Regions from separate parts of the Mus musculus genome. Here region 1 is linked to region 2. A link is a contact called in ENCODE Hi-C or POLR2A ChIA-PET data. All regions are on one chromosome and are shown on one strand. Each heading gives the region's core, a stretch centred on a gene start or an enhancer-like site at or near the end of the contact. The rest is flanking DNA. Distances are from core to core; before and after follow the strand shown. Region 1 has its middle 41 kb from the start of P2ry2. Region 2 holds the start of P2ry2 (purinergic receptor P2Y, G-protein coupled 2).

What was found. A loop is a pair of places that touch in the nucleus more often than their neighbours do. ChIA-PET counts read pairs that join two places held with the same protein, here RNA polymerase II (POLR2A).
Region 1: a map of heart shows a loop between it and region 2 (4-fold over the local background). The contact joins the enhancer-like site here to the promoter of P2ry2 in region 2. A Hi-C loop is called at or near these places in 13 of 37 maps with a recorded cell type or tissue (CH12.LX, adrenal gland, gastrocnemius and 3 more). POLR2A ChIA-PET finds 5 or more read pairs at or near these places in 1 of 5 experiments (Patski).

The regions. Positions count from the first base shown.
Region 1 is chr7:101,049,650-101,055,681 of GRCm38, reverse strand. No RefSeq gene overlaps it. Among named protein-coding and RNA genes, the nearest start is that of P2ry2, 41 kb to the right of the region's middle. Within about 2 kb of position 4,551, at least 1 of the 3 ENCODE cell types and tissues checked has a DNase peak (open chromatin) inside an H3K27ac peak, as active enhancers do; it is heart, where a contact is called at or near this core.
Region 2 is chr7:101,008,113-101,014,225 of GRCm38, reverse strand. P2ry2 (purinergic receptor P2Y, G-protein coupled 2) reads left to right here and starts at 2,228. Exons shown (of 3, transcript NM_008773.4): 1 at 2,228-2,514.

The DNA.
Region 1 (6,032 bases), core at 3,302-5,801, 39 kb before region 2:
AGGACAACTTATGAGAGTCACTTCTCTCCATCATGTGAGTCCTGAAGGTGGGACTCAGGCTATCAGACTTGGAGGCACACACCTTTACCTACTGAGCTATCGTGACATTCTTGGGGGGAAGGGCAAGCCAGCTGGTCTCTTGGGAATATATTAAGGCCAATATTTTTCTTTCCATTTCATGCTGGATTAAGCTTCCAATTCTGGAGAAGGCCAGGTTTGTAGCCCCCAGCATTAAGGCTTCTCACCTACCAAAGTAGACAGTATAAATTTCCCAGAAGGCCTTAGGGGCAGAACCTAACCCATTCAATTAAATTATAGATGCTGTCCTTTATAGGAGTGACAGCCTCAGGATTCAAATAACACCTAGTGTTGTTGTGGAGTGAGACTGTAGTCCACAGCTCGGCTACTCCCCGTCAGCCTTGACCTTGACATTGTCAAAGGTCATTTGGTTCCAAGGAGCCAGCCCTGAAAACCAAAGACAGCTGAACCATGGATCCCTGGTCTACAAATTCGAAGTGAACACCACAACCAAGGTTTATACCCTCCCTCCTGGAAGACTGGTGAGATGGCTCAGTGGGTAGCGAGCACTTGCTGCCCAAGCTGAACAGCCTGTGTTGGATCCCTAGAACCTGCCCAAGTTTGAAGAACTGGATCCACAAAATTGTACATGTAACCCCATGCACATTAATACTGAGCACAAGTTTGTTTGTTTGTTTGTTTTAATGTAATAGTATTTCTCAGCAGTTAGGGACTTAAAAAGACTGGGTGTAGCTCAGTTGGTCGAATGCTTACCTAGGATGCACAAAGCCCGGGATCCCAGCCCTTCATAAATCTAGGTTGGTGGTCCATTCATGAAACCTCTGCACTCCAGAAATAGAGGCAGGGGTTCAAGGTCATTATCAACTGTATAGAAAGTTCGGGACCACCCTGGGCTACTTAAGATCCTATCTGAAAAACAAAGCAAGGAGGATGCCAAAGTTCAGGTCCTCAGAAACCTTCAGATGCTCAGTGGCTGTAGTGGCCCACCTGTAACTCCAGTTCCAGAAGGCAGAGACAGGAAATCCCCAGAGCAGGCTGACTAGCAAGATTAGCCAGACTGGTGAGCTTTGCCTCTGACTGAGAGACTCTGCCTCAATGAACATGGTTGAAGAGCAATTGAAGATGACATCAGTTTCCACATGAACACACACATTCTCTCTCTCTCTCTCTCTCTCTCTCTCTCTCTCTCTCTCTCTCACACACACACACACACACACACACACACACACACAAAACACACCATAATTTGTGGAAACGTTGAATAATGTACCTGGATACCTGGGTGTGCCTTGCCCACATACATTGGCTATAAACATGTAGCTGAGGCTAGCCTTGAACTTTTGGCTCTCCTGCCTTTCCCTTCAAGTGTTGGGATTTTAGGATGGAGTTTGTGTGGTGTTGGGGAGTGAAGGCCAGGCTCTGTGCATGTTGGAAAGCTATTCTGCCATAGGAGCTTTATAGCCCTTCTGTTCTGTTTTTGTTTTGAGTCAGGGTCTTGCTATGTAGCCCAGATTAGCCTCATTCTTGCCTAGATCCTCCTACCTCAGCCTTTTGAGGGATGACGTAACAAGCATTGATCACCACACCAGGCTAAAATGAAACTTTCTTCCTAGGGAAAGGTAAACTATGTGGCCTGTCTTTGGAGCAACATGGCAGTTCCTCTGACAAGCACAGAGGTTCCATACACTTAGAAACTTCAGCCCAGCACTCTGGAGGCTACACAGTGAGACCACCGTTTCAAATCAAAACAAAAAGTTTAGAAACTCCACTGCTTAAGTATACATCCAAGCAGGGTAATTAGCATAAATTAGCATAAAACTGTGGTTGAACAGTGGTCAGAATACTATCCAAACAGATAAATAAAAAGTTCAGTGACTAAGAGCACTGGTTTTCTTCCAGAGGACCCAGGTTCAATTCTCAGCTCCTATATAGTGGCTCAGCCATCTATAACTGCAGTTCCAGGGAACTACAGATGCAGGCATCAGGATTACAAGAGGCATAAGATGTACATGCATAACAAAACACCCACACACATAAAATAAAATAGAGAATTTAATTTAAAAAATTTAAATACAGACAGTGAAACTGGGTTTCACATACCCATTATCCTAGCACTCAGGAAGCTGAGGCAGGAGGATTGCATATCTGAAGCCAGTCTGAGCTTCCCAACATATTTCATAAGATACACTGATAAATCCTGGCTCAAAAGACCAAGAACTGGGAATGAAACTCTGGTAGAATGCTTGTACAGTATGTTCAAGGCCTTGGCTCCCTCCCCAGGGTAGCCCTCAAAAAGCAAATGTCAAACAAGGCAGGGATGTAGCTCAGTGCAGTAAAGTGCTTGCCCAGCTCGCAGGGAGCTCTGCTTCAATTACCCACATCAGATAATGCCAGACATAGTGATGCATGCTTTCGATCCCAGCAGGCAAGGAGGTGCAGGCAAGAGGACCATCCTTGACTACATAGTGAATTCAAGGTCTAGACTCAAAAGATCCTATCTCCCTGCCTACACACTGAGTGCTAGTTAGTCATAGAAAAGAATGAAACACTGCTATTTCTGGCTTATCTGTGACCTAGATGAAACCTGAAAGCATTACACTAAGTAGAAACAGCATGGTTCTGTTTCTGATTATGGGAAGAATCCAGACTAGGCAAGTCCATACAGAGACAAGGAAGTCTGAGGATGTGGGGTGGGGTAGGGGAATAGAAGAGTGGCTGTATATTAATGGACATGCACTTTTGTTGACGAAGATGAAAATATTATAAACTGCTTGTGGTGCCGGTTGGAGAATATTGGGGAACATACTACATATCATTAACACATACACTTCATCATTTCTACTATTATTATCCAGTACAATGATAGTAATAGAAATCTTTCTAGAGACAAGATTTCACCGTGTATCACAGGATGGCCTCCAAGTAATTATATAGCATAGGCTACCATCAAACTTGTGGCAATCCTCCTGCCTCAGCCCTGTGACCACCATACCTGGTTTAAATTGTATACGCCACATGAACAAATTATATGGCATATAGATGCATATCAATAAAACACACATATATGAATAAGTAAATGTAATTAAAATACTTTTAAAAAACAATTTCAGTATTAAACCCTGTGCTAGCATTTTAATGTCTCTAAACACTTTCCTTTGCACAGCTGTGCATAATTAACTTAGACTCTATCAGTGGAGTTTGATGCTTTCTATTTGTTCCTTTGTTTCAAAACATTTCAAGCACAAGGGAAATGAACAGCATAAGGAGCCCCTACACCCATCTCCTACGTCAACAGTGACTAGCACGACTCTTGCTTCTAAAGCACTGATTCAATAAACATTCTTGGGCAGAAATTTTTGCCCCCATTGTATACTGAATTCAGCTCAGCTTAAATCACTTCCTCAAACCCTTACAATGGCTTTACAAATGGTGTGATGATTCAGACCTGGCTTTGCCCTTGAGGAGCTCCTAGTCTGGTGTGGGAGAGAGACACTGCATTGGAGTGACCAGTAGGGACAGAGGCTGTGTAACGGGAAAGAGCAGGGCCCTATTACCCAGGAGGGTCCTAGTGTGGACGAATTGCCCCCATCCTGGAAGACTAACAGCTTCCCCAGCTCTGCGTTTCTTCCTTTACGCCACATGGTGGCGCCAAAGTCATCTTTCCACCTTTGGCAGCTTAGTGAAGGCTCTCTCGGAAACACTCTCAGAAGGACTGTTCAGTGTCTCTTCTTTGAGTGACCCTGTCTGGTGATGGTCTTCTCGTAGCCCCAGACTTCTCATGTGGTATATGAAGAAGATAGATGTAGTGAATTCTCTGGCATCTGGACTCCCGAGGAGAGTCAGCTCTCTGCAGGAGGCCAGAGGCTCCACTGCCCAGCACATGCTTAAAGAGGACTCAAGGATTCACAGGGGTCTCTATTCTGTCCCAGGAGAAGCTAATGGCCTCTCTGCCCTTTTCACTTTTTACAGAGGTCTATAGGAGTGGCTTTTTATTCTAGCAACACGCATCTATGTAAGGCATGCGGGGGTGGGGGTGGGGGTGGGGGGTCGGGGGTGGGGATCCACCTCCTGAAGCTGCCCCTCAGGAGTTACCAAGTGAGGACAGTTTAAGGGACATATTCTTGATACAGCGGCAAAGTTATGACTGTAGGTGGAGGAAGTGAACATGAGTCACTAGAGACTTCCAGAGGCCAGGCCGGATGTAAGTCCCCAAGGGCATTCGCCTATTGGGCACTAGAAGGATGCTTCTCATATAGCTGAGGGCATTTTGACAAAGAAGAAGGTGGAGTAGGGTATGGGAGGTGGGATGGGGTGTGGGAGGTGGAGGGTGTTTACTTTCCAGAGGGCTTTTGTGGTAAACTAGCTGGCTGCCTCTTCACCCTGGGCCAAGAGGGAAGGGCCAGGGGTGGGATAAGGGGTGTGGCAGAGCCAGACTCCGAGTATCTGTCAGGGTCTGCTTCCCAGGGGCCTTTCTGGGCTGTGACCCTAATACCTCTCCTTGGTCCTCTCCAGAGGACCCTTAACTTAACCCCGTGAGCCAGCCAGGGTACAAGTCACTAGGGGAAGGCAAGGCCAGCCCACACATCCTGAGGGCCTACTGTGTGCCAGGCAGGCCTGGAGTGGAACCCTTCTCTAAACCGAGTTTCTTCCTCATTTCACAGAGAAGGAAGTAGGAAGGAGCTGGCCAGCCGAGGGAGGCCTCAAGCCGGGATGTGTCATCCTCCCTTTCTCCACTCTCCAAGCTTGTTTTCTGAATCACCGTGCATGCGTGACCCTTCCTCATCCTCCCAGGCCTCGCCTCTGCTTCCCTTGTGCATTCCCCAAGGCCACCAAGCTGCGCTGTGCTCTCAAGGTCACGTTCACAAGATGGGTGTGCTGATGGACATTGGTACAAGTGTATATCCCAGCCCTGTCTGCTGCTGATCTGCTCTGTGACCTTGAGCAAGTCGCTCGAAGAGCTCTGAGCTTCAGTTTTGTCTATTCATTGGTGTTGTTAAGAGAATCAAATAAGATACTAAGTATAGTTGAACTTTGTGGCACATGTCTATAATCCAGCACTCAGGAGACCAAGGTGAGAGGATTGTGGGATCTTGCCTGACAAAACCAAAAACCATATCAAAAGAAAGAAAGAGAGAGAGAGAGAGAGAGAGAGAGAGAGAGAGAGAGAGAGAGAGAGAAGGAAAGATGTGTAACATTTTTAATACCTCATCCTGGTATGGTGTTCAATAAAGGTTAGGTTTTGTTAATTTTTCTCCCTTTTTTTCTTCATCACCTTCTTCTTCTTCTTCTTCTTCTTCTTCTTCTTCTTCTTCTTCTTCTTCTTCTTCTTCTTCTTCTTCTTCTTCTTCTTCCTTCTTCTTCTTCTTCTTCTTCTTCTTCTTCTTCTTCTTCTTCTTCTTCTTCTTCTTCTTCTTCTTCTTCTTCTCCTCCTTCTCTTCCTCCTCCTCCTCTTCTTCTTCCTCATCATTGTTGTTTTGTTTTGTCTAGGTTTTGTTGTTGTTGTTGTTTTGCAAGACAGGGTTTCTCAGGGTAGCCCTGGCTGTCCTGGGTGTGTGTGGCAGTGATTGTAAACATGTGCTTTCATGCCTAGCAGAACCTGCACTTCCACAAGCCCCTCCAGCAGTCAGGCAGAGAAGGGAGCAGGTGGAGCTGCTACCCTGGGTAGAGGAAAGGCCCTGACTTTGGGGCTGGTCACTGGTGTCTCCAACCTACTCCCAGGAGACACTTATCTACTCTCGGATCCTCCTACACCCTTGGGAGTTGGTACTAAGGTTTGAGGTTATCTAATTCAGCCTTGAGAGGACTGGTCAGTCCCCTTAACCCTGTCTCAGGAAGACATAAATAGCGATGCTCCTCCCTGGTACCTCCCCAAGCTCTGAAAGGCTGGCGGCTGGAACCCAACTCAAAGCCCAAGGAGCTGGCCAGGGTCCCTCTTGTCCCTCAAGCTCTTTGACCTGTGCCTATAGGAATTTGTGACTCTTGGCACCCAGCAT
Region 2 (6,113 bases), core at 979-3,478:
GACAGGAAACCTTCTAATGTGAGGTGGGCCGGGGGAGCCAGGACTGGCGCTTTGACAATCCCCTCCTGAACTTCTGTTGCTAATGCAGATGCCCCTGTGGCTTCATTACACTTCACAGGGACCATTACAGCGCCTGGGCCTTACCATTAGCCTGCTTTGGCTGCGAGATTCAGGGAGACGCCCTCAGTGCTGGTCTACACTTCATAGGGTACTCACTGTGTCTCACAGAGCTCCCATTTCCTGGCTGGATCAATAGAGGTTCTAAACTCTTTCAGTTGCAAACTCTCAAGTCCAGAGTACGTGAAAATATGAACGCAAATGTGCTCAAACTGGAATGCGATGGGGGTGGGGGTGGGGGTGGGGGTGGGGGTGGGGGGTGGGTAGGGAAGTCTACTGGATTTGGTGATCTACAAAATCTGAGGATTGGGAAACCTAACCTCCCAGGCTCTTCTGAGAGGGGATACTCACTCTGCAGACCCAGAAAGCTCAGGATCATGGGCAAGACCCCAAATAAGGACATTTAGTCAGAACAGCAAGACAGGAGTACATAACACATTGTGCAGAAAAGAAGATGGAGAGCCAGGCGTGGTAGCACATGCCTAGAATATCAGCTCTCAAGAGGCTGAGTCAGGAGGACTGCTGAATGAGGCCAGCCTGAATTACATGGTGAGTTCAAGGCCAACAGGGCCTACATAGGGAGATCCTAGCTATAAACAAACAAACAAACAACAAAAAGAGGGCTGAATCTTAGAAAGTAGACACAGAAAAAGTGAAGGAAGACTTGAATCTGAGTACTCGGGCTTTACCAGGTCACCTGACATGATGTCATGTACCTTGGGAATGTCGTTTCTTTGGCTATAAAGTAAAGGAATTGGACCACAGCAAGGGTAAAGTCCAAGACTGCCCACTGTCCAGCCTGTGGGTCTTCTAGAGGCTAGGATCCATCCTGGGTCCTAGGGGAAGCAGCAGAAAAAGACCTGACGGCTCAGAAGGGAGATCAGGAAAAGGAAATCCGCTGGGATTTCAATAACCAGAAAGACTTCCCTCACACGAGGACCCTAAAGCCACAAGGGTGGCTGTGGAGAGATCTAGATTTCTGGAAGCTGCCTGCACCAGCTCCCATAGCCAGCAGAGGTTAGACAAGGAGCCTTTGTGTCTGCTCAAAGGCCCCAGGAGGCTGCAGAGAGGCTCAGCCACCCAGCTCTGTGTATTCACCCTTCTCACTCTGGACAGGGCTGCAGATCGGACCCTTTCTGGACCCCTCCAGGGGCTGCGAATGGGACTTTAGTCAGCGGATACACAACTAACAAAGTCTACAGCCCTTGGGCAGAGAGCAAACTCCTCACCATAGGAAAAGGCTTGTTCTGAACTTGTCCGTTTATTTGGCCACCCCAAGACTCCCTGGATGGACACGAAAAGTAGGATCATGGAAGGACTGGCTTCATTTCGCAGAAAATGTGTCTTACAGTGCTAAAGGTGGCCTAGAACTTATACTAACAGATGCCTGAGTCAGAAATGGGAGGGGGCAGACACCCTCTCATTCATCCACCCCTTCACAGGACAGCAGTGAGGTGGCTGGTGTGGTCCTTGCCTTTTTGAGCTCAAACTAGGACAGGAATGGGGTTTGTGACTACAGAAAGTCTTCAGAGCAGGCCAGAGAGAAGAATTGAGGCAGTTCAAGATGAGAGATCAAACTAAACCAGGACTTCATGGACCCGTTAGTGACCTGAACGAAGAGCAAAAGCAGACGGAGGTGGTGAAGCCGGCAAAGATTTCTGCTGGTACCAGCAGTCTGAAAGCACATCCATCTGTCCATCCGTAAGTGACGCGGGATGGGGCAGCAGCGGAGGGAAGGCTGAGGGTCAGTATAAAGGTCCATCGGTGGGCAGTGACAGGAGCCAGGCCAGCACAAAGCAAACCTTGTAAAACTTGGGCGTCGCTGAAAATCGGTGAGCTAAGCAGGTGACCTCTGCTCAGCCAGGACGGTCGCCTTCCGCCTCTCCTTGCTCAACAGCCGTGGCGGACACGCTGACCGGCGGCGACACTGACCGACCGCGTCCCCAAGCGGGTGGCAGACTGGAAGCATCTGTTTAGAAGGGTTGGGGGCGGCTCCGGCGTCTGCCCAGAGTCTGCCCCGCCCTCCTGCTCACAGCCAGGCTATGGGGTGCGGAGCGGGGCGGAGTAGGGCGGGGACCGCGGCGCTTCCAGGCACGTGGGACCCTGCGCCACTCGGCATGGGACTCGGGCACCAGGAACAGCGGCGGCAGCCCTTGGAGGGGACCAGCGCAGCGGGGAGGTGAGAGGTGCTTCCTAGAGGGGAGCGGACACCAAGAGAGGTCGCCAAGTGAGGCCTGGGGACGGGAGCGCCGGTCGAGTCAGCGCCAAACAGGGAGAGCCCATTACGTGACTGTCCCGAGGGCTCGGGCTCCCAGCCCTTGTACTGCGCAAAACTGGGCGGTGAGAGCCGGCTGCCGGTGCGCTGATGAACTTTGTTTCCTCTAGAGCGTGATCTCGGTGAGTGTCATCTTGGTGTGTTTACCAGCATACTGGGGGAATCTGTGTGTTAGTGGGCAAATGCGCACACCCTTAGGGTGTGAGTGACTGAACTTAGTCTGTGTGTACCCCTGGGGCGTAAGTCTGTGGGCTAAGAGACCTGGGAATCCTGGAGACTTCTTGCGCTTGGACTCTTAACTCTCCCCAGAGTCAGTCTGGGTAGCTCACTCGGTGTCAGTGAGGTGTCAGTGAGGAACCGGAGGCAGTGGCAGCAGCGGCGGGGTTGTGGGGTTGGGAGTGGGGGGTGCGGTGGGGTGGGAATGTGGGTTGCTAGTGCAATTTCATATAAGGACAGTTAAGACTTTGATCTGTCTGGAAACTTTTAATCGGGCAGGTGGTGCTGTATGAAGGGTCAGGCAGAAGAAAGACAGTGTTCACCTCACTAGGGCTACAGTGTGTGTGTGTGTGTGTGTGTGTGTGTGTGTGTGTGTGTGTGTGTTACTGATCTCCAGGAGCTAGACCCAAGTGTAGATCCTTCTGGGAACTAGCCTTTCCAGTTTGGAGATTTATAGGGCTAGGTGACTGCTGTGCTCAGAATGGCATCCCTAGAGTCCCTGGGTCAGCAGCCTTGTTTTGGATCAAGTTTGGAATAGTGGCTTTTGAAGATCAGGCTGGGGCGGCAGGGAAGTGGCAATTATCTGTGGGTGGGAGTGGGAGGAAGGAGAGTCTCTGAACAGACTCTACACTGCTGCCAGTGTGGGTCCTGCATGAGGGCTGGGGACAAGCCCTGCTGCGGAGGTCTGCCCCTCTCCTTTTCCATGCTTTGGATACTCCAGAGTTTTGAGGACATGGGCAGGTTGGCATACTGGGTAATCCTCAGAAATGGCTGCCCAGATGCAGAGTGAGGTTGTGGCCTTTCCGGGATCCCTTTTGCCCACCTACCCCAGGCACCAGATGAGCATGTGAGGATGTCACCAAGGCCTCATGGGTGACACCAGGAGTTCTTTAATTTCCTGGCTGTAGTCTTTCTTCTTAATGAGAAGTGCTTATGCTACTATTGGAATGTTGTTGAACTGTTACTTGTTACAGTTTATAAGAATCCCTCATCTTTTCCTCCTAAAGGCCCCATGAGAAAGGAACTATTGCCTTTATTTTGTAGATCAGAAAATAGAGGCTTGGAGAATGTCTTCTCTAAGGTCACAAAGCTACATAAATAAAACCTGGGACTCCGCTTACCTGCCCCAGCTGAGGCCTCCCTGCCCAGGGCCAAAGTTTCAGGATGAGGCAGTGCTACTTATTTCTAGGCTGAGGGGAGTTTGATTTCTCCAGTGTCTCACTCTGTGTCCTGGATGTCAGTCTATGGACCAGGCTGACCCCCAACTCGCGGAGACCTGTCCATAGCCTAACTCTGGAACTCTAGGATTAAAGGCAAGCACCACCATGCCTGGCTGCCCCCAGGAGCCTTTCTTTGGGTCTTTCTTGTGGCCTAATTGCCCAGCTGTTTATGGGATGACCACCATTATCCCCAGGTCTGCTCACAGGACCAGGAAGATCTTGCTGACCTGCTAACTAAGAAGTGCCCTCTGATGCATCTCTTCTCTCTCCTAACTGCCTTCCCTGAGCCTGTCTGTGCACCCTTTAACCTATAGTTTCCTCCTGAGATGCCTTTGGGTCCCTAAGCCATCAGAAGAGCCTAATGGGAAGAACATGGCTGCAAGACCCTCCTTACTCTCTAGAGAAGGTGGTTAGTTATATTATGAAGCCCGGCCATCTCTTTCTCACTTTGTCCTTATTATCTGGCACAGATGGAGCACATAGCAGGTGCCGGGGAGTAGTTGGGAAATGAGCAACCAGGTGCTGTGGGTATTCAGAAGAGAAAGGTCTTGATCCATGAAGAGTCGCTGTAGTGGATCCCCCTGTCCCAAGACAAGGTCTTATGAAGCCTAGGCTGGCCTTGAACTCAGTGTGTAGAATGACCTTAAACTTCTAATCTTTCTGCTTCCACCTCTTGAATGCTGGGCTCGTAGGCATGCACCCATTATATTTGGTGCTGGCAATCAAACCAAGGGCTTCCTGCATTCTAGGTAAACATTCTACCAACTGAGCAACATCCTAGTCCTTCAGTCTCAAGAGAGAGTAGCTCTCTATTGCCCTGTCTCCCAAACCCTAGGGCATATATCAATCTTGATATAGAATGAGTAGCAGGATTCTCTGATACAGAGAGTGACATCTGGACCCTGCTGGGCCCAACTGGATCCTCCATTTTGGTGTCCTGTCCCTGCCACTGAAGAAGAAAGGCCTGGGCACTAGGTCTTCCTCTGGCTTGTATGGATACAGTGTCCTGAAGAGTGCCTAGCCTCCAGTGCCATTTGTAAGAGAGACTTTGGTCAAGCCTGTGCTTGGGTTGGGAAGGAGGCTGACAGGGAGTCCCAAAGCAAGATGCTAGTTCTTCTGCCTGCATCATTATAACTATGGTGGTCCCCTACTCTCCAAACTCTGGTACTAACCACCTTCCATGTGGTACCATCTTTGTAAACTCTGAGAAAGCCTTCCCTTTTAATCTGGAGAATACGCTCTCAGCTTGGCATTTGAGCCCTTTCAAATGAATTCCTTGGCCCCCACACATTCCATGCCACATAACCATCCAAGCCAGCCACTCATGACCTACTGGCACTTCCTCAACAGCCTGTCCCCTTGCCCACTGAGTCTGGCTTGGACTTCCTCCCTTCTCTTCTGTCTTCTTCACAACCCCAAGTTATCTATTAAGGTCCAACTCCTTGGGAAAAGCTTCCACTGACTACATCCCCAAGACACACGTTGTCCTGACTGTGGCCCCTGAATTCTTAGTCCCCTTGTTCCTTTTGGAGATGGTTGGATCTCCCAAAATGACCTAAACATTCCTGGCTCTTTTCCCAAAGCTTGACTGGGCACTCTTCTGGACCTGGAAGAGTTAACCCTCTGAAGCCATGCCTATAGAGACATTGGCAGCTAGAGCTTTGTGGCTCTTAGGACTGTGGGTTATGGTTGTGTTACTCTGAGCACAAATACCTGGGGTTCTGAGAATCTCAGCCGAAGGCTTTCTGGAGCCACGAGAAACACAACTTTGGATACAACACCTGCTTCAGCAGGCAAACTGAAGGAACAGCATGGGATTCAGGCACTCTGGGATTAGACTCTGAGAGCTGCTGGCCTGGGAACATTCCAAAAGTGCTCCAAGAAGACAGTTTCCATCCCTTAGCCTCCTGTGCATCCTATGATGTATGCCCAGATTCTCCCATCTCATAAGCTGGATGCTTCCTGCTCCTTCCCAGACATGATCACAGTTTAGACCACGACCCCTCTCTCTGCTGGAGACCCAGGGCAGACACTGTGATGAGCAGTGTTGTAGGATCCTAGAATTCAGTGTTTTCCTGTCATGATGGGAAGATACTGCCTGCATGTCAAGTATACATCTTGCTTCCCATAGGCCCCACCCCAATCACTCCCATGTCTTATTCATTCGTAGTGAACTGCCCTGTGGATCTGTGACTCTTCCAGTTTGACCAGTAGGAACTTACACTCAGAGACAGGATTTGACTAGACCCAGACTGCACAGTGTAACAGGCTCCAAGTTGGAGCCT